6 separate regions of the Mus musculus genome follow, and all the other regions are linked to region 1. Evidence: chromatin loops called from intact Hi-C (ENCODE). Cell type or tissue: heart. All regions are shown on one strand. Each heading gives the region's core, and the rest is flanking DNA. Links, peaks and the distances in the headings are about the cores only.

What was found. A loop is a pair of places that touch in the nucleus more often than their neighbours do. Peaks named below come from ENCODE experiments on the same cell type or tissue, not always from the same donor. Only the 100,000 strongest peaks of a DNase experiment are listed, where the experiment ranks them.
Region 2: it touches region 1 in a loop (7-fold over the local background); 16 of 42 quality-filtered maps call a loop at or near these places.
Region 3: it touches region 1 in a loop (2.7-fold over the local background); 4 of 42 quality-filtered maps call a loop at or near these places.
Region 4: a loop joins it to region 1, with 4 times the contacts of the local background. A loop is called at or near these places in 5 of 42 quality-filtered maps.
Region 5: it touches region 1 in a loop (4-fold over the local background); 6 of 42 quality-filtered maps call a loop at or near these places.
Region 6: a loop joins it to region 1, with 7 times the contacts of the local background. A loop is called at or near these places in 4 of 42 quality-filtered maps.

The regions. Positions count from the first base shown.
Region 1 is chr16:85,798,767-85,803,741 of GRCm38, forward strand. It overlaps Adamts1 (a disintegrin-like and metallopeptidase (reprolysin type) with thrombospondin type 1 motif, 1), which reads right to left and starts at 4,347. Exons shown (of 9, transcript NM_009621.5): 1 at 3,212-4,347; 2 at 1,324-1,670; 3 at 770-902; 4 at 280-447. The coding sequence starts at 3,944. In heart, for the core only: a CTCF peak has its summit at 2,573; DNase peaks (open chromatin) are centred at 2,105, 2,615, 3,425 and 3,755; H3K4me3 peaks cover 3,579 bases; H3K27ac peaks cover 3,030 bases.
Region 2 is chr16:87,394,636-87,399,610 of GRCm38, forward strand. Ltn1 (listerin E3 ubiquitin protein ligase 1) reads right to left here. Exons shown (of 30, transcript NM_001081068.1): 22 at 4,017-4,230; 23 at 3,152-3,389; 24 at 2,519-2,593; 25 at 1-73. Among named protein-coding and RNA genes, the nearest start is that of Gm25896, 22 kb to the right of the region's middle. In heart, for the core only: no CTCF peak of the experiment used is centred there; no DNase peak of the experiment used is centred there.
Region 3 is chr16:85,719,574-85,724,548 of GRCm38, forward strand. No RefSeq gene overlaps it. Among named protein-coding and RNA genes, the nearest start is that of Adamts1, 81 kb to the right of the region's middle. In heart, for the core only: a CTCF peak has its summit at 2,579; no DNase peak of the experiment used is centred there.
Region 4 is chr16:87,260,778-87,265,752 of GRCm38, forward strand. No RefSeq gene overlaps it. Among named protein-coding and RNA genes, the nearest start is that of Gm41484, 17 kb to the left of the region's middle. In heart, for the core only: no CTCF peak of the experiment used is centred there; DNase peaks (open chromatin) are centred at 914 and 2,974; H3K4me3 peaks cover 276 bases; H3K27ac peaks cover 3,286 bases.
Region 5 is chr16:87,046,910-87,051,884 of GRCm38, forward strand. It overlaps Gm38477 (a long non-coding RNA gene), which reads right to left and starts at 2,374. Exons shown (of 5, transcript XR_876202.2): 1 at 2,143-2,374. In heart, for the core only: a CTCF peak has its summit at 2,749; no DNase peak of the experiment used is centred there.
Region 6 is chr16:85,745,120-85,750,094 of GRCm38, forward strand. No RefSeq gene overlaps it. Among named protein-coding and RNA genes, the nearest start is that of Adamts1, 56 kb to the right of the region's middle. In heart, for the core only: no CTCF peak of the experiment used is centred there; DNase peaks (open chromatin) are centred at 3,062 and 4,412; H3K27ac peaks cover 892 bases.

The sequences.
Region 1 (4,975 bases), core at 343-4,342:
CATTTTTGGGAAAATCAATGCTAGGGAACTTTAGATTTTTATCGAGACGTTATCCTCAATAGGGGACTTCTGATTTTACAATGGCGAGAAGTTATTGTTTATGAATGAATGGACTTTGGGAGCAGGATGCAATGGAGGTAAAGATCTACTACTTATGATCCTGCCAGAGAAAACTCTGAAGGAGGGGAAATGAGCAAGAGCCATGGAGCTCACTTAGCCAGAGAGAGCCCTACACAAGGAAGGTTGAACACCATCTGGAAAGAGGAGCTGTTATCTTACCGTGTCCATTATCTAGGAAGGACGTGACCATGTAGGCACTGCAAGGTGACCAGGGCTGGCTATGGTCTAAGCTGGAGAGCATCGAGGCCATCAGATGAGAATCGCCACTCACACCATTCAAGCTGGCACAGTGCTTAGCATCATCGTGCGGCATGTTAAACACATGGCCTGGGAAGCAGACAAGAAGGACATTAAGCTGTATGATTGAGTGAGGCTCAATGGCTCTCTTATTAGACAACCTGTATTGGGGCTCATACTCACTTTGATCAGGGCAAGTATAAAAATGTCAACGTTCAAATGTTTGTACCACTTTCTCCTGTCCTAGTAAGACCATACTTGAAATTGTGGAAAATATACCCTACCCCTTCTAAAATTGCTGGTGGCTGAGGTAGCAACATAGTCTGAGATGTTTTCTCTCTCTCACATCAGATTGACTTATTGGGTTGTATCCATGCATTTGGGCTTAACTTGTACTCTGAAGCCGACTTACCCAATTCATGGGCTGTGGTGAAGGCGGCTTGCAAACCATCATCTTCTATGACTGAGCAGCTCCTGCTGGGGTCACATACGGTTCCAACATCTGCCATTCCGAGAGTGTCACACGTGTGGGAGCCACATAAATCCTACAAAGAGGCAAGGGAAATCCCTTTTAAGTAGGAGAGAGTGGACTTGATACTTAGCTCTTCAGTTGGGCATGTCTTCACATGCACTTTGAAGCCTGTCCATTCATTATTGCTGGACTTGAAGGACTGACTCTAAAGCAAGATTCCCTGTAATGCTTTTAAAATAGAACTGTGGAACTTGAGATGTGGAAATTTAAAATAGAAATAAGCAAGACAGATTGAGCTAGCCTATAACCGAAAGGAAATGAGGCAATACAGATGAGATGCCTTTTTTTTTTTTAACTGGTTATTTTGTTTACATTTCAAATGTTATCCCCCTTCCGGGTTTCCTCTCTGCCACACCCCCACCCTCTCATCCCATCCAACACAAGGCTGACCTCCGAGTTGAGTTGAGGAAATGGTTGATAAGCTCTTGTCTTACCTGTCTGGTGAACAGAATTGCAGTGTCATAGTGCTCTGGATCCCGGTCACTGGGGCTGTTGTGTTGTTTCTGCCAGCTGCAGAAATTCCGAAGGGTGAGAGCTGCATTGGAGGTAACTTCTGGTCCCTTCTGCTCCTCGTATATGACCAAGATCTTCACCACCACCAGGCTAATTGAATTCCTAATGCTGGGATGCTTGTAAAACCTGGCTGCCACCGAGAACAGGGTTAGAAGGTAATGCTTTAGACCGCTGCCGTGGAAGTCGGCCATGGACTGGTCAGCTACGAGCATGGTTTCCACATAACGGGGGCTGGACACAAATCGCTTCTTCCTTATGCTTCCTGGTCCTGTAAAAAGAAAAGGAAGTTTGCTCATGGGCAGTCCTTCTCCTAATAGTGACCTTCTCGGGGTATATTAGGAAAGTCAACCTAGTCAAAGTAAATAAAACTGAAATACACCTGGAACAAAAATAAAACAAATATTTGCATCTTCTAAAAACTGTGAATGTTATTTTTAAGTTTTTTTTCTTTTGCTTTAAATAAAACAAAACAAAACAAAACAAAAAAAGCAACAGAGTGATCAAACTGTCTATATATGTGTCCGCAGGATTTCTTTTGTGGTCTTTGAAGACTCCACAGCCTGAGTGAGGCAGTATGGCTATCATTTCTACCCAGCTGTAGTAAAAACTTGGCAAGAGAAGCAGGCGGAGCGCCCTGAGTCACCCTTTCACTATTGAAGCCAGGGCTGAAATCCCGAATGAGATCATCCAGCTCCACGTGGAAGGCATGGGGCAGGGCGGGGAGCCTCAGCCAAGGGGTGGGGCTTGAGGAGTCTCAGTCTGTAAGGCTCAGCTCTCTCATTCAAGGGGTCCCAGGGGGTTCTCTGCTTGATCCAGTTCCGGGCACTAGGACCACCCACTCTGCCCAGCAGTGTGTTCCTGCCTCCTCTCACTCCCAGTGCCCCGGGGGGAATAAGTTCCTTTCTCAAACCAGGGTTGCCAATTTGGAAAATGGCCTTTTTCGGGCTGCTGAGACTCAGCGGTCAGAGAAATCGTAAAGTAGGATATGAATACCAGCTCCTAGGGACAAGTCGGAAAAGAGGGAGAAATCTAGAAAAGGGCAAAAAGAAATTTGAATGATTAAAAAGAACTAACTGGCTGGTAGGGACTGAACACGGCAGAGTCAGGCGAATGTGTAGCAGGGAGGATCAGTCCAGGCTAACATTCCTCAGCGCTGGGGAGTCCAACCTCTGCCGGGAGAGGGAGTGCGAGCAACGAGGCCGAGGTAGGAGGCGCGTGGAGGCGGGGCGAGCCAAGCAAAGACCTCCCAAGCAGGTTCTGCAGAGGGGCCCAACGGAGCCACCAGCCATCGGGGTCAGCTTTTCAAATGGGGGAAGGGGACAGACGGAAGGCCACAGAAATGAGATCACCACTGCCGTTGCCCAGGCTCCTGAACGCACATCCAGGTCACCATGGCTCCTCTACTCCGCCCTCCTTTGAGCGCTACGTGCTCACACGGACTGACGTTACAAAACTCAGCGCGAAACTACAACCTAGTTAAAGTGAACTCATACATTCACTAAAGGCATTAAAGGGATGGAGAGAGATTCTTCAGTGTAAGGAGTCGGGTTATTGGCTTCGCGGAGGAAACGCTTAGCCCTTATCTACAGGACCTCCGATTCTTTCTCTCTTTCTCAAATTATTAACTATTCGGGCAAATAAGTGTTCTAGCAGAGTATGGTCACACTTTTTTTGGGGGGGGGAGCGGGAAGGTCACGACCCAGAACTTCAATTCACTGCAAGTCTGAGTCATTCGCATTTAGAGGCGATCTGGAGTGTGACCCCAAGTCACGCCTCGTAAAGACTGAGAGATGGGGGTCACTCTTATACCTGATGGCTTTCCCGCGTCCTGAGGCGTGGGGTCCCGCACAGGCCACTGGTTCCGGGTGTTCTGGCTCTCGGGTCGCGAGTCGCTGGTTGGCAGGGTCTCGTCGTCCATGACGCCGCACTTGGCGCCGCCACTGCCCCGCCGCCTTCGCCTCAGGATGTGGAACTGCGGCCGTGCGGATGACTCCTCCTCGGGCACGGCAGGGGCCAGGCGCTCGGTGGCCACTCCAGGCGCTGGCTGAATGAAGAACTCCTCTCCTTGTAGGTAGAAGGCACCACGCACACCTTCACAGAGGCTGAGGGCTGCGGCAGAGCCGGGATCACCGTTCACCGTGCCAGAGTAGAAGCAGTGAGCCAGGTCCCCGGTGGGGTCCAGATGTTGTGCCTCGGACCCGGGACTGCGCCCCACAGTCTGCAGGGTGAAGCCAGGCGCCAAGAAACCGCTGTCCGGCTGCAACTTCAGATGTAGCTGCTGGCCAAAGGCGTCCAGACGAAGGCGTGTGGTGGTGGAATCGTGGCCCGGGGCGCGCTCCAGCGAGGGCAGGACCAGCTCCTCATCTTCCTCCGTGGGGCGCCCGTGTGCGCCCCGCGCACATAGCAGCATTGTTATGGAAGCGAGGAGCAGCAACAGCATGTGTGCGGACAGAGAGCCCCGAGATCTCGCTGCCCGCTGGACGTCCCCCATGTCGGAGCAGGGCTTCTGCTTGCGTGACCCCAAAGGGACTTTTGGCTGCATGGCACCGCACCCTGCACCGCAGAGAACTCTTGGTCTGGATAGACGTTTAGACGCGTAGAGCTTCGCTGGCCTGCTCCTGATGCTTAAAATTCACGATCACTTTGATGGGAAAGTTCGTGCAGAGCTAGCACCCGAAGCTCCGGGTCACTTAGAAAGATTCTGCACTGGCGCGCGGGAATTTTTTCATTCCAGCACCGAGTTGGTGGCTCCGCACTGCTGGCTGCTGCAGGACCTAGAAGCGCCCCCGGAGCTGGGGAACAAGTCCAGAATAGGAGCCTGGACTCTTCGTCCTCCGCCTTGGCCCCGATTTGACTCGATCTGAGCAAGGATCTGCTCTCTCCGCCGGGCTGTGCGCTCTGGCCTTGCGATAGCACCTAGCTCGGAGCTGCTTTCTAGCGAGTGCAAGGACCAGGCAGCCCCGGCCGCCCCTTTATAGCCACATAGGAGCCCCTCCTTCCCCCAACACTGCGACACCGCCCCCTGAGCTCAGTCGGTGCTAAACCGAGCTCTGCGCCTCGGGGCCTGAAGGGGGAGGGGGCAGCCTCCGCCCTGGCCTCACGCCACAGCTCGTCACTCTGGGGGTGTAAGACGCCGAAACAGCGCTGGGACCAGCACTTTGTACAGCGCTGGCTGCTCTGGGGAAAAGAGTGAACCTTTAACTTCATCTCTCGGCTGCTGATTCCCGGACCACCCTGCTTCCTGTCGCCCTTCCTGTGCCCCGGCTGGGCTGCAGTTTCCAAGAAAGAGGGTCGAATTGAAAAGATTCCTCAACATTCCTTTTCTCCCCTAGTCAGAGCCTCTTCTGCCCCAAAGTGGGCTATTAGCTACAGCTGCCTTTTCTTAAAAAGCACCCTACTTTTCCGTCTCGTCTACGTTTCCATGGGCACCATGGCTAAAGCGTCCTTCTCTTTACCCCAGCTTTTCTTGGGCAAAGTGTTGATTCTGCGCTTCTCAGGAAGAGAAAAGAAAGAGAGAGGAAGAGAGAGAGAGAGAGAGAGAGAGAGAGAGTGTGTGTGTGTGTGTGTGTGTGG
Region 2 (4,975 bases), core at 665-4,664, 1.6 Mb after region 1:
GACACAGCCCAGGACATTCTCCAGCAGCTCCTCCTGAGAGCTGAGGAGAGACATCAGCGCGGCCGGCGGCGACCTGGGAAACAACGTCACACAGGACCATTCACCTGTCTCGAACAAACATCTTCCCTATTTTCCAAAAACCAAAACTCCATACTGTAAAAAGATGCTACATGTCAACATCCAAATACGGCTGTAGAAAACAGCAATCCCAACTTTCCGTTATAATTAAGAGATAAGTGATTTCTGTCAAGGCAGGTTGGGGAAGGCTAAGGAACCCTTAGTAGCCCTGCACCAACCGAGGAGGAGGAGGCACCGAGCCTCACCTTACTGTCCACCCTGCTGTCTTACTTTACAGTTACAACATATCAAATAGATCACAGTTCATCGGAAGGTTAAACTCGTAGCCAAAGCGTCTGTACGCTGCAACGCTGACACTCCCGGTAACTCAGGGCCACTTGCATGTGGACTGGGGGTCTCAGAAAGTGAAGTTCTCGTTGGCCTTTCAGAACCACTCAGCACTCTAACCTGGTTCTTGCTTTTCCTTTCGTGCTACTTTCTCTGCTGGCTTTCTCCAAGCTTCTGCCATCCCATGGCCGCGCCTTCTAGTCTGACCTTCGCTATTGTCTTACAAACATCATCTGAAATCGCTTTGCATACGGCCATCCAATACCGTCATCTCACTTCTGGAATGACTCCACCTCAGCTTGCTCTTCTCTGCCACTTATGCTTCACCTCAGAGCACTATCAGCTGGTGGCACACCAGGTCCTAGCAAATGCTGTCCTACGTCCTCAGTGACTCCATCTTCACGGGCTGCACACATGCATGGATTTGCTTGCCCAGATGCACACGCATGTGGGGGCCAGGATAGGGCACTGGGTTTCTTCCTTTACCACTTTCCAGCTTATTTCCTTCAGACAAAGCCTTCTCACTCAACACTCACTGTTTAGGCTACTCTCATGGAAGCAAGCTCAGGGGACCTGGCTGTCTCCGACCCCCCTTTCCCCCAATCCAGGGTAGCAGGCACATCTGGCCATACACGGCTTTTATGTAAGTACTGGGGATTCCAACCGAGGGGCTCATGCCTCATGGCAGGGGCTCTTACCTATGGATCCAGTTCCCTAGCCCAAGAGTCCCATTGTTCCGGCCATCTCTTATCCTACTTAACTACTGTTGTAGCTTCACCTTCCAGCACAGCCTCCCCTACTCTGCACACAATAGTTCGTTTAGACACTCACTGAACATGAGAACTCCCTGTGGACTTGCAGAGTCCCGAGCACTCTGGATGCTGTGCAAAGTGCAATAGGGGACAGAAATCCTTTCTCTCAGAGCTTGCCAGACATCCAACTAAAATAATGAGTGACAAGCACTGAGCCCACCTTTTCCATGTATATCCTCAATGGTCACACCCCAGTGTCTGTGCCCAGGGTTTCTCCTGCAATGTTAATACACTATCTATCCTTTGTTTTGCCCCTGTCACACATTGTACACTTCACTCCAGAGCAGCAGCAGCAGCAGCCGTTAGAGTGCGAGCTCCTTAAGAAAAGTGTCTGGCTTATACTTGTGCCCTCAGTACGGACATGCTGTGTACAAAGCAGCCATTAACAGACATCTGAACTGCTACATTATTTCCACAGCTACCACGTAGACAAAGAGGTTTAATGAACAGCAGCATATTGAATATGATTCAGGAGTGATTAAGAGAGGAAATATGGGGATGGGGGGCTCGCTCAGCAGTTATGAGCACTGAAGCTCGATTCCCAGCGCCCACATGGCATCTCATAAGCATCTCTAACTCCAGTTCAGGGGATGTGATACACTCCTTTGGACTCTGTGGGCATCAGGCACACATGTGGTACACCATTATAAATACAGACAAAACACCCACACACCTAAAGTAATAAAATATCAAAAGAAAATCTTTTTTTTTTTTTTTTTTTTTTTGGTTTTTCGAGACAGGGTTTCTCTGTATAGCCCTGTCTGTCCTGGAACTCACTTTGTAGACCAGGCTGGCCTCGAACTTGTGATCCTCCTGCCTCTGCCTCCTTAAGCAAATCATATAAGCATGCGCCACCACTTTACATAAGCTTTGCATTTCGTTTGCCTTTTGGAACTTCCAACGGGTATGAATGCAGAATGAGTACAACTCTGAAGTCAGAGATTTTCTGCATTTCAGTTTCCTAAAGTCAGGATGCAAATTACAAGAATACAGCAGACAGAGTCATAAGGGAAGTGGCACTGGGGTGCCTGAGTGTATAAGGTACCTTCTGTACACATGTAAGGACCTGACTTGGATCCCCAGAGGGTAAAGCTGGATGTGGGAGCACACCTCTGACCCCAGCCCCATAAAGCAAGAGGTAGAGACAGGAGAGTCCCCATGGCTGGTGGGGTCACCTAGCAGGGCAAACTGTAGCAGCAAACAAGAGACCATCACAGACAAGGTGGAAAGCGGGGACCAACACCCCAAGGTGGTCCTGTAACCTGCACTCACACAAGCAAACACACACTCAAAACCCTTACAAGGCTGGTTCTTCCTCTTCATCTCCATACGACCTCAGATTGTCCTGATCATGCTGTGGCAATTCAGGCATCAGTCTGAAAAGCGAAACATCACTTTTAACACATTTATAGCCAACTGTCTACTACTGACTTGTGCTTAAAGGCCAACAAAGCACGCTTTGTGGTGAGTCTATCCTTTATGATTCCTTTCTGAAATAATTGCTCATGGACAAGACTGCATAAATATGTACAGAAGGACAAAAATGACATGGCCAAACCTTGTCCTCTCTATTACTAGGATACGTATAATTCAGTCTCCTTTCTCATTTAATGTTTTTAAAGATTAAAAATACAATCTAGGGGGCTGGAGAAATGGCTCAGCAGTTAAGAGCACTGACTGCTCTTCCAGAGGTCCTGAGTTCAATTCCCAGCAACCACATGGTGGCTCACAGCCATCTGTAATGGGATCTGATGCCCACCTCTTCTGATGCGTCTGAAGACAGCCAGATTGTACTCAAATACATAAAATATATATACTAAAAAATACAATCTAGGGGCTGGAAAGGTGCTCTGTGGATTTAAAAAAAAAAAAAGCAAACTAAACATGCATCATGCTTTAGAGACCAAATACTTATGCCACTGCCAATGTCTTACTTGCACAGCATATGATAAGCAGCAATTTGCACAGGTCTGGCTCTGAAGAGAAGCAGTGGGGTCAAAGTGTTCAGCAGAGTCTGGAGGTGCTCTGGCAAGTTTGTTTTCTGGCTGGCAACCAATCTCGCAGGGAGCTTGTGGCTCAGTAGCTGGTCCTTGGAGATGTATGTTAGTGTTTCACACATGGGTTTCAGCATTGCGTTCTGAAAGGACGTTTCAGATAGGTCTTTGTTTTCTCCTGGTATTGAAATGAAGAAACACACACACACAACTCATAAGAACACACATGGGTTGATCAAATGTCATTTAAGAAAACCAAACGAAAAAATGAAAACTAGCTACAACCATCTCAGAAGTGCTCACTGGAAGTAAACTATATGTTTCTGTTACCCTCAACTGTCATAAAGGTCTCTACTACACTTTTTTAAAAAGCAATAGTTTGCGACTGGAGAGATGGCTCCAAGGTTAAGAGCACTCACTGACTTCCAGAGGTCCTGAGTTCAATTCCCAGCACCCACATGATGGCTCATAACTATCTCTAATGGGATCTGATGCCCTCTTCTGGTGTGTCTGAAGACAGCTAGAGTGTATCCACATACATAAAATAAATTAAAAAAATAAAGAAAGAAAGAAGACGAGAAAAGCAGTAGTTGTCTAGAGGGCTCTAGTGCTGTACTCTGCTGAATTATAGTATCTAAACTTACTTGGTATTGGTTTCTCAATACCAAGCCATCTTTTTTTCTGTCATTCTGTGCCTGTGCTATGAGGCAGCAGCATGGAGACTGCCTCTAAGAAAGCAAGCTTATTTTAAATTTGTCAACAGCCATTTTCAATAATTACCATCATCATACCCCTTTGCACTTACCGATAGCATTTACCAAAAGAGGTAATAGCAAACTGTGGATGCCTTTAGAAAAAAACTCTTTCCACTCACTGATGAGATTTACAGGAAGATTGTCAACAATATCTGGAGTTATTGAGTCAAAAAAGGCACAGAGATCACAGGCCAGATCAAAGCTGACACAGGCAAACAGCTGCACAAGTGGAACAGAGTACAGAGCCTGGTTCTCACTGGTTGTCTAAGGAAAGGACAGAAATAAAACAGGTAAGCAAGGTGCTACCCAACACCACAAACAGCACAGGATGGAGATCTTCAGCACATCAGACAGTTAGAGGAGGAGGAAGAGGAGGAAGAAGAGGAGGAAAAGAAAGTGGCTGTTTTAGTCCATAGTTCAGGAAAAAATCATGTCTGTTTACATCAAACAACTTTCAAAATTACCGGGAATTTAACAATTATCAATGAACAATTTATTTTGAAATGAACTTTTTAAATTTATAAAGTATCATAGCCGGGCGTGGTGGCGCACGCCTTTAATCCTAGCACTTGGGAGGCAGAGGCAGGTGGATCTCTGAGTTCGAGGCCAGCCTGGTCTACAAAGTGAGTGCCAGGACAGCCAGGGCTACACAGAGAAACCCTGTCTCGAAAAACAAAAAAAAAAAAAAAAAAAAATTTATAAAGTATGGAAGAAAATAATATTTGCATTTACCAATACATTACATACCCATGCTTCCGAGCTCTACAGGTTGAACATTAAGTTATCTCAAAATAAATAAAATTGGGAAGAGATGGGAGCTAAAATGCTAACTCACACAGCAAGCAGGTAACCAGGCAAAAGCAGACTTGGACCACATCAGCTCCGACTGACTTTGCTGTCTGTCTCAGACCTAGTTCATAAGTTACTATTTTTCTAGTTGCTTTGGTTCATGAAAGAAAACTAATTAATTCCCTGCTCAATGTCTTTATCTTTCATAAATTACTTTGGC
Region 3 (4,975 bases), core at 556-4,555, 79 kb before region 1:
GCGCTGTGTTCCACTCACCAGAGGTCTTAGGGTCCCGTGGGGAGTCCCGTGTGGGCCCTTGCGGGTGTTGGGCAAGACTCTGCTGTCAAGGTAGCCCGGGGCTCGAGTCTCGAGTCGAGCGGAAGGGACTTGTGCCCCAGATCAGGCCCGGGTAGCCTGCTTCCCTATGTACCGCAGTCTCAAGTTCCGCGCGATTGGATTGGGGCAGGCACTGTGATCCACTCCCCAGAGGTCTTAGGGTCCCGTGGGGAGTCCCGTGTGGACCCTTGCGGGTGTTGGGCAAGACTCTGCTGGCAAGGTAGCCCGGGGCTCGAGTCTCGAGTCGAGCGGAAGGGACTTGTGCCCCAGATCAGGCCCGGGTAGCCTGCTTCCCTATGTACCGCAGTCTCGAGTTCCGCGCGATTGGATTGGGGCAGGCACTGTGGTCCACTCACCAGAGGTCTTAGGGTCCCGTGGGGAGTCCCGTGTGGGCCCTTGCGGGTGTTGGGCAAGACTCTGCTGGCAAGGTAGCCCGGGGCTCGAGTAGTCCTACAGAATTTTAAGATGAGATTATTTAGTTGGCTAAAATATTTTCCCCTATAAAAGGACTCAGTAATACACACACACACACACACACACACACACACACATATATATATATATAATAAAGCAATTGACTGAGCTTTTAGATGATAATCTGAGCTCTCTGCTTTCTTTATGATTTGTATGTCACCGGAAATTAGTCAAAAGATACTATAAAACACCTGTAAACAAAAATACATCATGCCAGGCATGGTGGCTCATGTCTTTAATCCCAGCACTTGGGAGGCAGAGAGAGGCGAATTTCTGAGTTCGAGGGCAGCCTGGTCTACAGAGTGAGTTCCAGGACAGCCAGGGTTCCACAGAGAAAAATCTATCTGTCTATCATCTATCTATCTATCTACTATCAATCTATTTGTTTTGTACCTATTGAAGGGGATGGGAGAGGAAAATGGTGACGGCTTGGCCTACTGTAATTTAGCTCATATCTTAAAAGGTCAAACAGAATTGCTTTGAATACCGAATGAAACAAGAATGAGTCAAAGGCTGAACTGAATAGTATTAAGCTGTATGGCATGTATGTATTCAAGGAGTTCTGACAAGTTCAGGCTTTAACCAATGGCCATTCAAGAAAAGAATCAGGAGTTAGAGAACACATAGAACCCAGTGGAAAAATTCCAACGTCTCCCAACCTGGACTGGTTTCTTGTGTGTTTACATCATAGCACAAGGCCCTATACAAATAAAGACCTTGTGGTTGGTCTAATCATCAGCCTTATTTGTTTTGCTTGAAATAGTAACAACTGTGAAAATAAGTGACTCCTTCCTTATTTTTGCTGCAATAAAGGCCCTGAAATTTTCAGACAGTCCTTCAAGGGCTTACATAATTTATAAAGGTGGATAAAATGTCTCTTAGAAGCATACACTGGGGTAAGCAGAGCCAAGTGAGTAGATAGCACAGGTAAATGTGATAGTTACCCCAGTGAAGAGCTGCTCATTCAAGGAGCATAAACCACCATCAGCAAACAACACACTTAAAGACTTGTACTGTTTAACTTTTTATTTATTTATTTTTTTGATGCGCTCTTAAGTTGGCTAGTTCTGTTTTTGAGGCTCTTTGTTAGAAGTGATTTATGGGAAGTGAGAGGTTGAAAACTGAGAGGTAGATATGATCATGTTTCATTTTCTGTATATGTAGATATTCTAGAAAGAAAAGAAATTGTGATTTAAAAAAAAATAGTAACTGTTTACAACTTCCCAGAAATGATTTGTGGATTCTGTTTATCCATCTTCATAAGCTCTGGACATTCTAAAGGAGAAGTCAGACTTAAACACATTCTCTCTCTCTCTCTCTCTCTCCCTCTCTCTCTCTCTCTCTCTCTCTCTCTCTCTCTCTCTCTCTCTCTCACACACACACACATATATGCACACACACAGGGTTAAGGCACTAGAAGTTGAAGTTGAATTTGGTCCTTTTCAGAGGTACCAAAACCAAGCCTTTGTTAACATATAGTTAACATATAGTATACTTATTTCTATATAGATTTTTCTAACGTGTTCTAAATCCAGAATTTGGCTTTCATATATATTCTAAGATATGTTTTCTAGAACCTTTAATGTTGCCCGCTAAACGCAATTGGAAACAATATTTAGGTGTTGTGATTGAAAAAACAAACAAACAAAAAAACTGTAACAAGTAGGCTTAACAATGGAATGTTTGGCTACATAGGTAATTCCAAATGGCAGTGTGATTATGCACCATTCATTTTGAAACTTTGTAAATAACGTTAGCATTGCTGTTTTTGAAGAAAGCCATTGTTTAGTCTCTCCCTTGCATCCTCCCCCCACTGTCACTGTCTCACACACACCTACAGTTCATCCCTCTTTGTCATGTCCTCGCTGCCAGCCAGAAACAACAGTGGAAAACTCATGGGAGCTGATGGCTTTCCAGCAGAAACTGGTAAAGAGCCGCCTATGCTGTTCTTATGGGGCCAGGAAGCAACACCAAAATTACACACAGTGCTGGGAAATCTGCACAGTGCTGTGAACATCAAATCCCCTAGGGGATGCTCTTGTCTCACTAGAGAGGGTGTAGGTGGGTCACTAGGAACATACCTTGCCACTGTGTACAGCCACCCCCTCTAAAGATCCCACCCAGGGAGGTGACCTGAGTTGGCCTCTTGTGATAGAGTAAGGGTGAATTACCTATGTGGTCAGATCTCATGCCTTGATAAACACAAACTTAATGAGACTCCTTACCTCATCTAATTATTTTTTAAATCAACAAATAAATATTTTACCTATTACAGTATCTACGGGAAAAGAGACACAGGATTCATTCAGATGAGTTTTTTTTTTTTTAAGCCTATCACAGCCACCAACACAAAACAAAAGCAACATGCCCCAACCCGATCCACCACAAAACATACAATAGCTGTTTCACTGAGAAAAACACAGAGGTAGTCGCTGAGTCTTTGTGTGGATGGTCTCCATGGTCCCCCACACTTTGGATGGATGAGCTCTGTGTAGCCTCCCAGGAGGTTAGAAGCAACCTTTACAGTTCAGGTGCTTCTGGGTCATCATAGCAACACACAAGCCACAAGCTAATGTTGGATAATAGTCAGACTCCATTTCTTGCCCTGATTGTGTCAGTTAATAATGTCTTCTTTCACTCAAAGAAGAAGCATCGCTCTCTCTACAAAGTTATGGTGTTGTCATTCAGGTAGCATCTAAAGCCATCTCACTCTGGCCAGCTGATTTGAGTCCCTTCCACTCTCTGCTCACATGCTCTTTTGTATTCTTCACTCTTACCTTGAATCAATTTGGTCTTAAACTCAGAGGTTAGATGAACATTGGCCAAATTCATAATATCAGTCCATTGATATGATAATATCTTACCCAGAGTCACATAGAGGTATGTGGGCCAAGCAGAGATAGAGATCGTTTCATCGTGTCACTTAAGACAATTTTGAAACATTCTGGTGAAACACAGACTATTTCCCATTTAAAGAACCAGACCAGATTGAAGATCTCAGCTCTTTACCCATGAGTAAGATGTCTTTTTGGAGGGTACACATGGAGGGACCCATGGCTCTAGCTCCATATATAGCAAAAGATTGCCTTATCTGGCATCAATGGGAAGGGAGGTCCTTGGTCCGGCGGAGGCCTGATGACACAGGGTAGGGGAATGCTAGGGTGCTAAGGTGGGAGTGGTGGGTGAGAAGTACCCTCATAGAAGCAGGGGGCATGAGGGAGTGGAGACGGAGACTGGGAAGGGGCATAACATTTGAAATGTAATAAATAAAATCACCAACAAAAAAGTTTTTAAAAAGTTGTCATTTTGGTTGTACTTCTTTGCAATAACTTGCCCAGCACTGACTAGCATGTTAAGATATCCTAGATTATTTATACTTGGATTTTAAATAGTTTCTAAATCAGGAAACCTGATATAGCCATGTTCCTAAATTTTGGTCACATTTTATATTACTTTTAAAGTTTTCTCTTTGTCAATACTTACCCATAAGGAGATCCGATTGATTAGAATTTAACAACGGCAGCTTATAGAAATAACAATCACCTTTGCTCACATATGCATATATAATTTATGAACCCATATTGCCACCCTATGAATATATATTCTGTTAGACTTTCTTAGGAAGACATGATGTCTCTTTACTCTAAACAAGGCACCGAGTACAGAACAAAGGATATTTCTAAGTCTTCCTTGGTGAACCAAGAAGTTTAGTTGGAATTGCCTACAAGATCATGGGAAATTGACTAACAGCTATATTGTCTCATTGATGAGTCTCTTCTACTCCAAGCAATTCTTCTTGCTTTTATGTCCTCAAGGAGGTGTAGGGAATTTTTAGTTTCCTTGGAAGGGATTTGGAAGCCCCTTGTGGGGTGCCTCTTATGTCTTAAGAGTCCTCCCTGACCAACTTGACAGAACGTTAGTGGGTTGAATCTTTCAAAGGCCTCATATGAATAATGGCAAGCATTCTGATTTTCAACACAGCAGTGGTCTGTCATGTCTGGAGTACTCCTCGATTACATGAAATATTTATGTGTAATATCTATAGTTTTCTGGGTTGCTTCTTATTTGTAGTATTTAATCCTCTGCAGTCTAACCGCATGTCAGATTCTGGGTCACATAAATTAGCAGAGTCAATATGTCCACTGTCAAACATCTTAAGTGAAGCTTGACCTTTAATTAGTGAAGGAAAGGGCTCTATGTTAAGTCCAGCTTCTCAGTGGGCTTAGTATGTAGTTCTCAGTAGTCACTTAAATTCAGGACTTCACATTTCACATCTGAAAGACAGAATGTACATTTGGTCTATGCTCATTGTGACCAAACGGGTAAATGGTTCCTATGAAAACATTCTGTAAAATAAAATACTCCATAGTGGTATCTGTTCACAGCAGTATCAACCATTTTGAGAAAAAAAAATACTAGTATA
Region 4 (4,975 bases), core at 669-4,668, 1.5 Mb after region 1:
CTTGCTATGAAGATCAAACACCTGACAGAAAGCAACTTAAAGGAGAAAGGATTTTATTTCAGCTACAGTTTAAAAGTGTAGTTCCTCCTGGTGGGAAAGACATGCCCAGGAGAGCAAGTTTAGTTGTCACAGCAGAAGCATGAGGCTGCTGGCTTCTAACTTGGGTGACCAAAAAACAGAGAGGAAGAGTGCTGGTGAGCCAGCTTTGATCCCTGTCCACTCTTACTCCCAGTGCCAGCCCATAGGACGGTGCTGTCCGCACATAGGATGGGTCTCTCCCTTTCAGTTAACCTGCCCTGGAAACATCTGTATGGGAAAAAACCAAAGGTGAACCCCAAAAACATCCCGAGTTCTCCTGACCCAGTCTTGTTAACAATCAAAATGAACCATCATGAGCAGTCTTTTGCAAACAGAATTTATTCCACACATGGATTTTATGGATTTTTTCTACCTATTTAGTTTATTTGTCTAGAAAGAGACAGACCGAAACAGACACCCACCAACTTCCTCAGTTTTCTAATATTGTCCTTTTGTGGAGGTCCTCCACTTAAAAAGTTAGCGAAGTTCCAGATATCACTGGCAGTTTTCTTTTTTTATGTAATGCAAAACATAAAATGATGCTTTCTTTTCATTTGTATTGATTTAGGCAAAAGGTCACATTTATAGAAAGAAAGCAGTAGGCCTCCTCTAGATTTTCTAAGACCCTTGAATACATTTGCAGTAGAGTTCTATCAGAATTCAATTACTGCTTGTCCCTTCTCCAGTAGCCAACAATAAATGCATAGACGCACTTGAGGAAGTTACAGGGACCTGATGAAAAAGGCGATGCTTCTGAACTTGGCAGTGCCTGCCTCCTGCCTTGTAAATGTCAGCATGTGTCCGTGTAAGCATCTGACGTTGCTCAGCAGCACATACCAAAGGCCAGGAATTTGGCAGAGTCTCGCTGATTCCGATGCCTAAAAATACTCTGTTTTATCAAAGTCTATTCTGATGCCTTTTACCATGTGGAGAAAATGCTAGAACAGCAAGATCTTCAGGAAGTGGAAAGTCTGAGATGCTTTCCAAAAATTCCAAATGACACAACTACATTGTGCAAGAAGTAACCCTTTACCCTCAGTTCTGGTCGCTGGACTATTTTTATCTCCATAGACTTTTTTGTCAGGACCTTTTGCTTATTTATAAGCCATATAAAGTAATTTTCTCTCATGTTTAAACACGTATTGAATGTAATTTTATTCCACAAATTATTGTGGAACATATGCTATACATAAGAAGCTTAGCTGAACCCCAGTTGTAGCAGCTAGAGTTAGGGAATCTCCAGCCATTAGTATGATGTTCACGAGTGGTCTCCAAAACAATCAAGACATTGAGATAGACACACACGGGAGGATCTGGGAAGGAGAGACAATAGAGGGCAACGGGGGTGGGGAGAATGAGTAGAGTATATATGTCATAATAAATTTATTATTCTGTGCACTAAAACCAAGAATAGAAATCTATGTAGAATTAAGAAGGAAGAAAGAAAAGAAAAAAGAGAAGTTCTGGGCTTTTGCCCCTTGACCAGGGCCTGCAGACATACCTAGTTACTGTTCCAGAACATGAGTCACTCAAGCATACACCCCCATGCCTGCCCACCCAGTGGCCACCTCATACCCCAACCAAGGTGCGCCTACAAATACACAAGAGCTCCAGATAGTCGCTAATCCACTTAATGTCTTAACTTCCAGTCTTTGCACCTTCCTATGCAAACATCTCTGCCTCTCTCGTCCACTTTCACTTCACACAGATTTGTAAAATTTTGTTCTTTCTATTTTATTTCATGCACTGAAAATGCTCTCCGCACAGGTCACCCATTCCAGGCCTGAGGCAGAAATTCCTTTATGTATATTCTCTAGCTCATGCTGGAGTCTCTCCCTTGCCACTCCACTGCAAAGTGCTTTATGCATCATTTCACTCAGCTCTTCAAAGGACCTGAGTGGTGGGCTAGATGTCACTTATCGTGTGTGTGTGTGTGTGTGTGTGTGTGTGTGTGTGTGTGTGTGTGTGTGTGTGTGTGTGTGGAGAGAGAGAGAGAGAGAGAGTCAGTTTTAAGAAAATGGAAGAATAAATCTGTGGTCCTACGTATGTACTTTTGTCCTAAGGGGGAAAAGCCGAAGGATATGAGATATTTAGACTTTATGGCTGCATATTCTGGGCACTTTTGCAATATACTGCAGATGGGGAGGGAGGGTGATGGAAGGAAAGTAAAGGAAACTTGAGAAGAGGAGAGGCATAAGGCAGGATCAAGAATGAGTTGTACTCCATAATCAGTTTGGGTCGGACAACCTGATCCGATCCATATATTCACAGTCCAGACACTAGGAAGGGAACGTAGTTACAGTAAAGGAGTCATTGTATAAAGCAACCTGGAAAAGACAGAGAGGAAGCTGGCAAGCACGCTCCCTCACTCGTCACAGAGAACCAAGCAGGCTGGCAGCAGGTGACAGAGAGGAAATCCGTAGGCAGTGAAGGGCACAGCACTGGCAAACAAGACCAGTGAAGTTGGGGAAAACTTTTAGAAAATGGCACTGAAAAAAAAGAAGAAGAAGATGAAGAACGACTTAAAATAGAAAGTCTTAGTAGGCAGTCAAGAAAAGAAAAATCAGTGTGCGCTCACTAATGTGTGAGTTGCATTGCATTCAATTCTTTGTAACGTTCCCTGTCAAATTCAACCCTCAGGCATGAAAATTACATGTCAAATCTCTCCACTGTAGGTCACCTAAAAATAGGTTCCAGGTATTAGGGAAAGAGCTGGCCAGTGGGCAAGACCTGAGAGGCTTGTGAGTCCAGAAATGTTACACATTTAGATCCAGAAAGCACACAAGCCAGTAGCTACGTCCAAGAGGGGAAGCAGGAACTCCTAGTGGGGCCCCTCAGAGGCTGCCAGACCATGCAGGGCTCTTGTTCCTCTAGGCAGCTGAGAGCCAGCACAATTGAATCCCAAAATGAAATTGGCACGTCAGCGAGGAGGTGTCCTCTGATGTCCCTCTGAATTCCAAGGTCCTAGGATTCAGGACAGTTTCCTGGCATGCAGCCAGGCCCCTGTGATAGGATGGATCTTGTGCTCGGCTTAAGCTCTGCTACTGCTGTCTGTATGGAAGAGCTTGACAGTGTTTATTTGTTCCTTTATATCTTTGTCTGTCTGTCTTTCCACCTCTCTGTCTGTTTGTAGCCCAGCATTTTCACGTACTGGCCATCACAAATTAATTGGCTGGTTCTTTGGGGAGATCTGCTGCTTCACGTGGAATGAACAGATATCACTATGATCTGGGATCACATGGGACAGCTTTGTTTATGGATTTATTTTCTTATTGTACAAATTACCACACAAAATATAGAGTTCAAAACATGGCAGTTAAGAGAGCACAGATAACAGACTGCAAGAGCAGGTCCCCATTTTCTGGATGAGAGCGCTGACAGAAAGAAAATCCTTGCACATGAAAAGATATTTTTGGAGATGGTTGAAGCTTCATTTAAGCTTCATACTGTCTTGCTAGAATCAAGGAAGGGACAAAAGTCAAGGTTAGTACTGTCTTAGTCAGGGTTTCTATTCCTGCACAAACATCATGACCAAGAAGCAGTTGGGGAGGAAAGGGTTTATTCAGCTTACACTTTTCACATTGCTATTGATCACCAAAGGATGCAGGACTGGAACTCAAGCAGGTCAGAAAGCAGGAGCTGATGCAGAAGCCATGGAGGGATATTACTTACTGGCTTGCCTGCCCTAGCTTGCTCAGCTTGCTTTTTTATAGAACTAAGACTACCAGTCCAGGGATGGTACCACCCACAAAGGGCCCCCCCCCTTGATCACTAATTGAGAAAATGCCCCACAACTAGATCTCATGGAGGCATTTCCCCAGCTGAAGCTCCTTTCTCGGTGACAACTCCAGCCTGTGTCAAATTGACACATAAAACCAGCCAGTACAAGCACCAGTTTCTCAAATCTGCAAGCCTGTTCTGTTCTATCTTGTCCTGTTCTGTCATGAGACAAGCTATAACTCCGTAGCCCTGGCCTGGAACTCAAAAGAGATCTTCCTGCCTCTGCCTCCTTAGTACCGGGATTAAAAGGGTGTATCACAAATACCCAGCTTCCACAAATGTTTTTATAAACTCCTTCTAGTAAGGGACTAGAAAGGGAAGTTTTTAGACTTTGTATTTCGCACTCTTAACTGGAGCCGTTACGCTCTGCCATGTTACGGAGAAGGCAGGCATGGGTAGTCCGAGAAAGAATGAGCATTCTTACACACTGAAATCCAGGTCTTCTGAAAGAGCAGCCAGTGCTCTCAACAACAAAACATCTCTCCAACTCCAAGGTTGGTTGGTGGTTGGTTGGTTGGTTAATTGGTTGCTTGCTTGGTTAGTTGGTTAATTGGTTGGTTGGTTGGTTGGTTGGTTGTGGTTGGATGGATGGTTGGTTGCTTGATTGATTGATTGATTGATTGATTGATTGATTGATTAGTTAGTTAATTGGTTAGGTGGTTAGTTCGTTGGTTGGTCGGTTAGTTGACTGGTTGGTTGGTTAGTTTTGTTTGTCTGCTTACTTGCTTTGTTTTTACTTTATAAAAACAATTTTTGCTGAATATATAAATTGATAAAATCTTAAATTCCATGAGTTTGATATTTCCCATATTGATTCTATCTACTAAATGGCACAAAACTTAGTTGAAACTTACCTGGAACTTTAAACCCTTCTTCCCATGGTCAGCCTGTCTGGACAGGGTGCAGGAGGAGGATGTAGCTTCTCCTCTGGCTCAGCTGGAGCTCAGCCTATGAACTATCTCACAGGCCCCAAGGCCCCACCAGCATCTCAATGGAGGAAGGCCATTGTTGTGCAGCCTTCCTAGAATTTGTCTGCTGACACTGACTTTATTTGGGTATGGGTATTTAAGAAGGTAATTAGCAAACAAGGTCATAAGTGAAAGAACAACAATTGTGT
Region 5 (4,975 bases), core at 311-4,310, 1.2 Mb after region 1:
TCAACAGAAAGCAAGCAAGTAGAAAGAAATCAAACATACCCAATGGACTGGAAACCATAAAATAAACAGGAAGTTCAGACTCAAAATTTGAACTTATAAGATAATAACAGTTATTTGTATCTTATTCAAATCAGAAAAAAAATATTTCGACTTTACAGAGTCCAGATGAAATTGGAGAGCTTCAACTTTGTCTCTTTTCCTTGTTGCTTTAAAGAGAAGAAGAAGGAAAAATGCTTGAACCCAACCAGAACACAATAAAAATAAAGTTATACACATATTATTTAAAAGAATCTTTGAACTCCTACAAAACACATTGAATTATGGTTTCTTTTTAAATTCATTGTCAATTTAATATCCTTTACTTTAAAATGAAACCTTTAATGACAATTTCCAAGTTTTGACACTTGAAAGAAACCAGTGAGTCTGATTTTTACTAGAACGAAGTTGGAAAATATTGCAAACAAGAAAATTGAGAGTATTTAACTACTTCTAGAATTTTAGAGTTGGTGAGAACTTCAGACCATGCAGCTCAATATTTTTCAAGATGTATTTTGCTTTACTGTATGTTCCATAATAAAATCCCCTTCCCAAGATATGTTGAAGAAGCTATGTTTTAAGCATCACTTATTGAGGACTGTCTGAAGAAAAGAAGGAATAGAGGAAGAAAAGAAGGGATGGAAGGAAAGCCCCTTCTTCTTCTTCTTCTTCTTCTTCTTCTTCTTCTTCTTCTTCTTCTTCTTCTTCTTCTTCTTCTTCTTCTTCTTCTTCTTCTTCTTCCTTCTCTTCCTCCTCCTTCTCCTTCTTCTCTTCTTCTCCTCCTCCTCCTTCTTTTACTTCCTGTTTCTTTCCTTCATTTTTTGAAAGTCACTTCTGCCCATCCCTTGAGCAGCAAGCACCAATCCACGACACTATTAATGATACTCTATTATACTTACAGACAGGAGCCTAGCATGGCTATACTCTGAGAGGCTTTACCCAGCAGCTTACTGAAACAGATGCAGAGACGTACAGCCAAACATTGAATATAGGTCCTGGGCCCTTATGGAAGAGTTGGGATGAGCTGGGGGAAGGGTTGTAGGCCCTGAAAGGAATGAAAACCCCACAGGAAGACAACAGTGTCAACTAACCTGAGCCCTGGGGGCTCTCAGAGACTGAGCCACCAATCAAAGAGCATTCACAGGCTGGACTGGGGCCCCAAGTACATATGTAACAGAGGGTTCCTTGTCCTGCCTCAGTGGGAAAGGATGAACCTACTGTTGCAGAGGCTTGATGCACCAGTAGGGTGATACCCAGAAGGGCTGCACCCTCTCAGAGGCAAAGGCAGTGTGGGGGAAGGACTCTGTGAGGGGAGGACTAGGAGGAGGGCAGCATTAGGGAGAGAGAGAAAGAAAGAGAGAGAGAGAGAGAGAGAGAAGAAAGAAAGAGAGAGAGAGAGAGAGAGAGAGAGAGAGAGAAAGAAAGAAAGAAAGAAAGAAAGAAAGAAAGAAAGAAAGAAAGAAAGAAAGAAAGAAAGAAAGAAAGAAAGAAAGAAAGAAAGAAAGGAGGCAAGCAAGCCAGCCAGCATTTCTTGATGTAGGGTGCGGACTAATTGGTAGAGTGCTGCTTGCCTAACATGCACAACACACTGGACTTGATCCTCCAAAACTCTATGAACCAGACGCGATAATGTTCCAAGGATTGTCCCAGCTATTATTTCCCTATGGTACTTTGAGAGACCACTTGAGAAGGCTCAGTAATGAGCTTATACAGGTACCTAGAGCCAAGTCATTATGAAAACATTGCCATAGTTCTGAATCTACAAATGAACACCCACAGACTTGATGCCCAAACTCTCTATACCCCTCCAGAATCTGGCGTGGGTACAGCTGATATTTATTCCTACTGGTCAGTGACAGGCTGACCGGGCACTAACTGTACTACAGTTCCCTACCACAGACAACACTTTGCCAGATTGGAGGTCCTCAACCAATCCATGTGACTAATTCGGTGGAAAGCGACAGAGAGGAGGCAGGGCAAACCCAGACCGCTGTTTTAACTTTACTCTTTCCCCAAACTCAATCATGAGTCCACGTTAGAGGAAACGTTGATCTTCTTAATTTCGCAAATGAGAAAATTGAGGACCAGAGGACTGAAGTAACTTACTTGAAGTCAGATAGCTGAAAAGAAGCCAACGTGGGTTGAGAATTCAGTCGTTTTCAGTGCTAAAGGCCATGCAGTGGCTGAAATTTCCTAAAATGAAACGGTGTTCATCCCATCTCTCATGGAGTGGTGAGAACCTGCAGCGTACATGCATCAGTTAAACTCCTCATGGTGTGCCAACACCAAACCATAGCTACTTTAACTTCGGATCTGTCATACAACGTTTTCATCCGGGTAACAGAGGCGGTCTATGGAATGTTTACTATGTCTAAAATCTTTAGAGCGTGCTGTCTATAATGCCTTACTGGAAATTCACCTCTGAGCTAGTAGTAGCTTAACATCACGTGGCCGCTTTGGGACGAGTCCAAGACCAGAACCCGAACCCCTTTCCGCTCAGTGGTGCTCCTTCCTCCAACACCACACTTTTGCTTTTTGAAGGAAGTGTCCATGTTTTAGCACAACCCAAGCCGCTCCGTAATCAGGATGCTGACTACAAATCTACTTTTCTTAAGGACAAGGTGTGAATAACCTCTGAATAAAGGGCCGTGCGATGGCCTGCTGTAGGTTTGAGGAAACTGCCCCCTGTCGGGATGCAGGCACGTGGTGTTTAAAAGACACACTGAACTGTTAAAAGCTCCCTGAAGTTCAATGAGGACTAAAGGAGGTTTGCAAAATTTCTGGTACGTGGAAACAAAACGCTTTGCCATATGCCTTCTTAAAAAAATTATTTTCCAGCTGCAGTCAAATTCACTTTTAAAGACTGGATCTGCAGTATCAAACCTCAGCATCCGGCTACTCAGAGATGGCCCTAGGGTGGATCTATTACAGGCTAAATAATGTCTACTAAGAAACTGGGGAGCTGTATTCCCTGCGCCTCTTTCTCAAACCCCGGCAGACCACCAGTGCTCAGTAGTTACTGCTGTGTGGTACCAGATAAGGTTACAGCAGGGATCGGGAAGTGTCTGTGACTCCGTTTAAAGATAAATTGCTACATTAACACAGAAGGGTTTTGCAAAGGAAGCACGCAATCACGTTGCCATGCTTTTTCTTTTTTTTTTTTTTTTTTTTGGATCCAATTCTGAAAATAAAGGAAGTATCCTCAATAAATCATCTTCCTAATGGAAATGACAGAATTATTCTCCCAGGGGAACAGCACAGACCACTTCACATCCCTCAGAATGGGAGTAGGAAGGAAATGGGGACATAGTTTCCTTGGAGGATCTAAGGATCCTGGACATCTGTTCCCCTTTGTCCCATACAAGTCACTTGTAACAATCTTTAAAGTCATTGTTTATATGCACAGGATAAGCTCCTTCTCAAAAATGATACTGTATCTTTGTTAAATTAAAAATAAAATCTGTTTCTATAGTTCACTACAATGAAAAATAGCATGTATCCAAGTTAAAAAAAATTGTGAATTCTTGTAAACTGCCTTTTTATTAGCAATGTTAAAAGATAAATGCAAAAAAAGACCAGTTGGTAATGGTAGCAGAACTTGGAGAAGGCACCGTGTGATTGTCTTCCCTTGTCAACGTTCTTCTTTTCAAAAACATTCTATATACTCATAATTAAATTATCACATGCTGGCATTTTAAAAATCACTTACCTCTACATCATGTAAGCATCAGGGAGGGCTTTACTGCATCTCAAATTCTCACTAGAGTCGTGTGTGTGACTCAAAGCTTTAAAACCAGGCCTAACATTCACCCCCTTCACCACTTGTGTTTCTTAATTAAGAAATTCTAATGAACTTTGTGCACCTTTTGGCAAGAACAACTTCAATTCATTCCTTTTTAAATGAATCTGTTAGAAGTCAAGGCTTCTTTTCTATTCCAAGCCTTAGGAAGTGCCACTCCCCACCCAGCTTCTGATTTCTGAGAAATTCTTGCCCAGGTCACCAGGGAGTAAGAGCCAGTTTTGAGGTCACCAGGGAGTAAGAGCCAGTTTTGAGGGAGAGCCACGTATACAAAAGTCTTGGGATTTTGGTTTTTTGTTTTTAAATGTGGAGGAAATGTCATTTGACTAAAGCTAGGTAAATGGCACTGCATATGGATTTATAAATTCTGCTGAAACATTTGACCAGATCCTTTGGAAATTTTTCCCATCACTGAAGTCTGTCATTTGTTTCATTTTGGACATGGTGGCAAGGTGATCCAGGACACTGACCCAAAAAATCTTAGTGGCTTTGTGTACAACAACAAATTAATAAAGTAAAGGAATTTTTTTAAAAAAAAATTCAGTGACTAGCCCATTTCAATCATAGATAGATAGATAGATAGATAGATAGATAGATAGATAGATAGATAGATAGATAGATAGATAGATAGATGGAAATATATAGATAGATAGATAGAGATGGAAATATATAGATATAAATATATAGTATATTTTCCATTCTAAGTTCTTTCACTAAATATTTATTCTGCAAACAAAGATCCTAGGAGTCTCTAGGACCTTTTCAGAATGTCTCTATGATTTCCACATTTTTCCATTTAAGCAACTTCATAAAACCAGAATTACCTTTCATGTTTGAACCAAACAACATATTGTAATAAATCCACAAAAAATAGACAAGAGAACTTATTTTTCATTAAGTTAGACACTGCTAAGATTTGAAAGGTATAAAATAATTCCAACATTTTCCTACTGTGTTTGGAAAACGTACCTTTCACAGAAACATTTTTATTCTTATTTGTTTATAACTTCACACATGGGTACTGTATCTATACCATTTCTGCTTCCCCTTCTCCCATCACACTCTTCCCATTACCCCCACCCACCACCACTACCACCATTCCCTTTGGAATCCATCACCTCCCCTTTCACAGTTATTATT
Region 6 (4,975 bases), core at 582-4,581, 53 kb before region 1:
TTATTGGATTAATGGTATGTTTCTTAGAGGTATATTGTCTTGTCTTTTTCTTTTAGAATCATTTTAATAGATTTAAATTTACATAATGAGGTCTGATGAAAATTAAAGGCATCAATAAGAAACTCAGTGAAGTGATTTAGTACTTAAAAGTGGTTAAAACAGGAATTCCACACAATTTTCATCAGGATGACCAATCAGAACAGGAAATACATACGGAAGTATATTTGAGAAATAAGTCCTAACAGAGTATAGTGAAGAATGCAAAACAGTTCATAAATGATGAAATCCTAGGTAAGTACTTGACCTAGAATGCTCGTTGAGGTTGTAGCATTTGACCAATGATTGACTGAGATATTAGAAAAATATTCTAGAAGATGAATATTGTAGACCCTCACTGCTTCAAACAGCAATGAGGCTTTTCCTTGGCATTGAACTTAATTTCTCTACTTTGATTTTGCCATTTGGGGCAGCCTATGTGTGCCTAGTGACTTCTAAACAAGAAATCTCAAGCACATAACGGCAGCCATTCTACTCTATGTGAAATTCTTTACTGAGTATTTATATTTTATAATAAATAAAAAGAGAAAAAGCAAAAGACATAACTTAGATGAATGTGTTATATATTGAAGAGTGAAATTAATGATAAGTAGTAAGAAAGTATGAATAGAAACATAACACCTAGCTTTGAAAGTAAATTTTAATTTAATAATATTTGTCTAACATTTTATTTTTTAAAGCCCGAATTATAATGTTAATATAGTCTAAGTCATTGTAAACATTTACTATTTTTAAGAACCCAACAATAGCCTTTGTTGAGTATAAAGTATTAACCATATTATTGTTATCTTTATTGATGTAACTAACACAAGACACAGGCAGCTGATCTATTGTTTCACAGAAACAATTTCTCTTTGAGGTCTGAGTTCTTGTTTAGTTTAGTCTAAAAATACTGAGGTGAATGTTAAGGGCTATAATAAGCTATTCTATTGGCTGCCACAAGTGGAACAATATACACAGAGATGTGCTTGTTATCATAGGACAAACATAGAAGCAATGGGATTCTGTCCTGAGGAGATAACAGCTCTGATGGTTACAGAATTAGACTTCAGTCTCTCTGCTCGATAGGCTGTCATAGCTTTCTGCGTTTTGATTTCGCAGCTACTTTATGTACACTATTGTACACAATAAGTGATTTTACATAAAGGTGTCTGTTAATAGGTAATATTCCAGAAATGTGTGGTGTGTGTGTGTGTGTGTGTGTGTGTTTGTGGTGTGATAGATACACACTTGTGGGTAGGGTGTAAGCACCCCTGTGAGCATGCAGAAGCCAGAGGAGGACATCAGATATCTTGCCTTATGTCCTGGAAACAGATACTTTCACTGACTCTTGAGTAAGGCTATTAGTCATCAAATCCAGCAATCCTCATGTCTCCGCTCTGACACAGTACTGGGGTTTCAGACCCACGTGACTATACTTAACTGTTTTCATTGGTCTGGGAATTGAGCTTGGATACTCACGGTTGCACAGCAAGCACTCCCTCTATCAAGCCACACTCCCAGCCCCCAGAAACAAAGGTTTTGTAGGTCTTGTTTCCCACCAATGAACATCTTTAGATTATTTCCATAGGTGAAGTAATGAAACAATGTTTTTTTTTTCCCCTGGTCCTCATAGTTATTGATCTTTCTAATCATATCAATGTGTGGCTAATGTATTATTTATATTGTTATCAGCTTGAACCATGCGCAGGCCTCTTGGGACTTCTCTATAACTTTAAACTTATTCTCAGAAGACTCCTATTGTTTTTCTAAACGTCCATATTGGCAAACTCTGTATAAGTACTTGCGAATGTACAGGTAGACTTGTACTGTTCCTACCATTCACTTGGGAAGCTTCTTAATGCTGTGTGGCGTGGATAATACAATCCCACACCTGGCTGAAATGCTGGGAATAAGTACAGAGAGATGCCTGGTCCTAAACAGGACATCAGTGTTATCCCGCTAATGTTCAGGGGACATCTCAGAAGGGGGTACTAGAACCAGAAAATGAGGAACTGAGCAGCAAAAACAATATGTTATGGACATAACAGCCATTGCACTTAAAACTCAAGGCAAGTGTGCTTGTCTCTGCACATGATTCTCTCTACCAATATCACACTGTGGATAAGGGAGAACCATGAGTCCTTTTCTGTCTGGGGGGCTATTGGCAGCTACACCCTTTTGGAAAAGAGTGTGGCATTTTCTTCAATAGTGTAGCCACTGTTAAATTAGCTTTACCCCAGTAAATGGTATCACACCCAAGCTCAGAGGAGAAACTCTAAGGAAAGCCAGTGTATAACACAGGAATAAGACATTCAAGTGGGAGGAGTTGGGAAGACAGAGGCAAAATGGAGGTGGGAAAAAAATCACAAAATTCATTACATACATGTATGGAACACTTGATTTTCCTTTAAAATATTAATGTTATACATTAATTGTGTGTGTACTGTATGTGTGCCTGTGTCTGTGCACAGGAATATGGGTGCCCTCAGAGGCAAATTACAATTTTATTTGTTAAGTGTGCCTATGTGAGTATGGGCATGTGCACAGGAGCAGGCTGCTTTCAGAGTCCAGAAACATGAGCTCTGTTTTGAATTGAACTTATAGCCTGTTGGGAGCTGTTTGACATGGTTTCTGGGAACTGAACTCAGACCCTCGACAAGAGCATCGCAGAATCTTAACAGCTGAGCCATCTCTCCTGACCCTCTTTTCTACTTTCTTTAAACATCTTCGTCTATCGTAGCACATGCTCGCGTTCGTGTCTTGCTGGCTGTGTTCTCAAGTGTCCTGTGACCTAGCCTGCGGACGTTTGCAGTCTGCACAGTTATGTTTATTTATGCTTTGTTTCACATTTGTATTTGGCCCCTGTGATTTATACAATTGTTCCTTACTCGAGTTGTCTCAATGTGAGCCGTCAGATTGGCGAAGGACATTATCAACAAATGACTCTGCTGAAAGGAGGTGCACTCAGCTCGGGCCAAATGCTCTCCATCAGTTACTGTTACAGACAGCCTCAGGGTTGGCCCCCACCCTCCCTTTCTTACGCACAACTGCCACAGACATCACATCGGAGTACTTGGAACGGAGCCTGAGTGTCCTGGGTAGGACTTGGCATGGAAATCTCTGACAGCAGAACTTGGCTTGGGTTTGTTTAAATAAAGTACTTCACATTGAACTGCAGGAAAGGAGAAAAGAGGGAGGGATGTGAGAGGAAAGAGAGGAAACTTCTGCCTTGTTTTAGGTTATCAGAAAAGACAAAGTACTTAAAGCCTGCCTGGTCTACAAAACAGATGAAGATATTGATAGAGAATTTATAAAAATTATTTTAAATCACAGAAAGTCTGCACAATGAGTTTTAATCTTCTCTTTTTAATTTTATTATTACTAATGCCATTAGCTTTTCATTCTTTTTTTTAAATTAGGTATTTTTCTCATTTACATTTCCAATGCTATCCCAAAAGTCCCCCATACCCACCCCCCCACTCCCCCACCCACCCACTCCCCCTTTTTGGCCCTGGCGTTCCCCTGTACTGGGGCATATAAAGTTCGCAAGTCCAATGGGCCTCTCTTTGCAGTGATGGCCGACTAGGCCATCTTTTGATACATATGCAGCTAGAGACAAAAGCTCTGGGGTACTGGTTAGTTCATATTGTTGTTCCACCTATAGGGTTGCAGTTCACTTTAGTTCCTTGGGTGCTTTCTCTAGCTCCTCCATTGGGGGCCGTGTGACCCATCCATTAGCTGACTGTGAGCATCTACTTCTGTGTTTGCTAGGCCCCGGCATAGTCTCACAAGAGATAGCTATATCAGGGTCCTTTCAGCAAAATCTTGCTAGTGTATGCAATGGTGTCAGCATTTGGAAGCTGATTATGGGATGGATCCCTGGATATGGCAAAAAAAAAAATGTCCTAGGGATTGATGCCTGAGTCAGTAAGTGCTAAGCGATCGAACCAAGAGCCCTCCAGTTCCCTCTGAGAAACCCGTGCCTTCAGTTAATCTAAATTTTCTGATCTTTCTCTCCTACTTTCAAGCTGTCCTCAGCACCATTGTTGACTTACTTGTCTTTCTCTAGAAGACAAGATTGTGCCTTTCTCTAGAAACAAGACAGTTGATTCACATTTTCTTTCCTTCTCTTCCTCTCCTCTGCTTCCCTCTCCCTCTGCCCTGCCCTGGGGCCACATATTCATGTATGTATGAGATGCACTCTCCCATACTGGTGACCAGAGGTTGACGTTAGATATTCCCCTCATCACTTCTCTAGCTTATACTCTGAGGCAGTGTCTCTTCACCAACCCTTATTGTTTTTATTAGACTGGCTAGCCAGGGAGTCCCTGGGATCAGCCTGGCTCCACCCCCCAGTGCTGGGTCTAAACACATGCCTCTCCAGTTATTTTTGGATGCTGGTGAAGAAAACTCAGGCCTCATGCTTAAGCAACAAACACTTTACCCACTGAGCCAGCGCCAGAGCCCGGTCGGTCGTTCCAAGTCTTCTAAGATGGAAGTCTGGCCCTCTTCTCTTTATCTTCCCTATTGTTCTGCTTCAGACTGTTAATTAGGATTTGGGGTTTCCGGAAGCAGAGATTCACAAAGAAGAGCTCAGTGGGGAGGGCAGCCTGTAATAATCTGACAGCTGAAAAGGAGCATGGTAATTGTGGTGTCGCAGGCCTTTAATCCCAGCTCTGGGGAAGACAGAGGCAGGAGGATCTCTGTGAGTTCGAAGCAGGCCTGTCTACACAGAGAGAGAGAGAGAGAGAGAGAGAGAGAGAGAGAGAGAGAGAGAGTTCCAGGACAGTCAGGACTACACAGAGAAACCCTGTTGCAGAAAATAAACAAAAACAAAACAAAACAAAAACAAAAAAAACAGAAAGAAAAAGAAAAGAAAGAAAAGGGAGAGATTTTGTAGCTGCACCCTTGGTCTCCTGGAAGGTAGCTGTGTGCT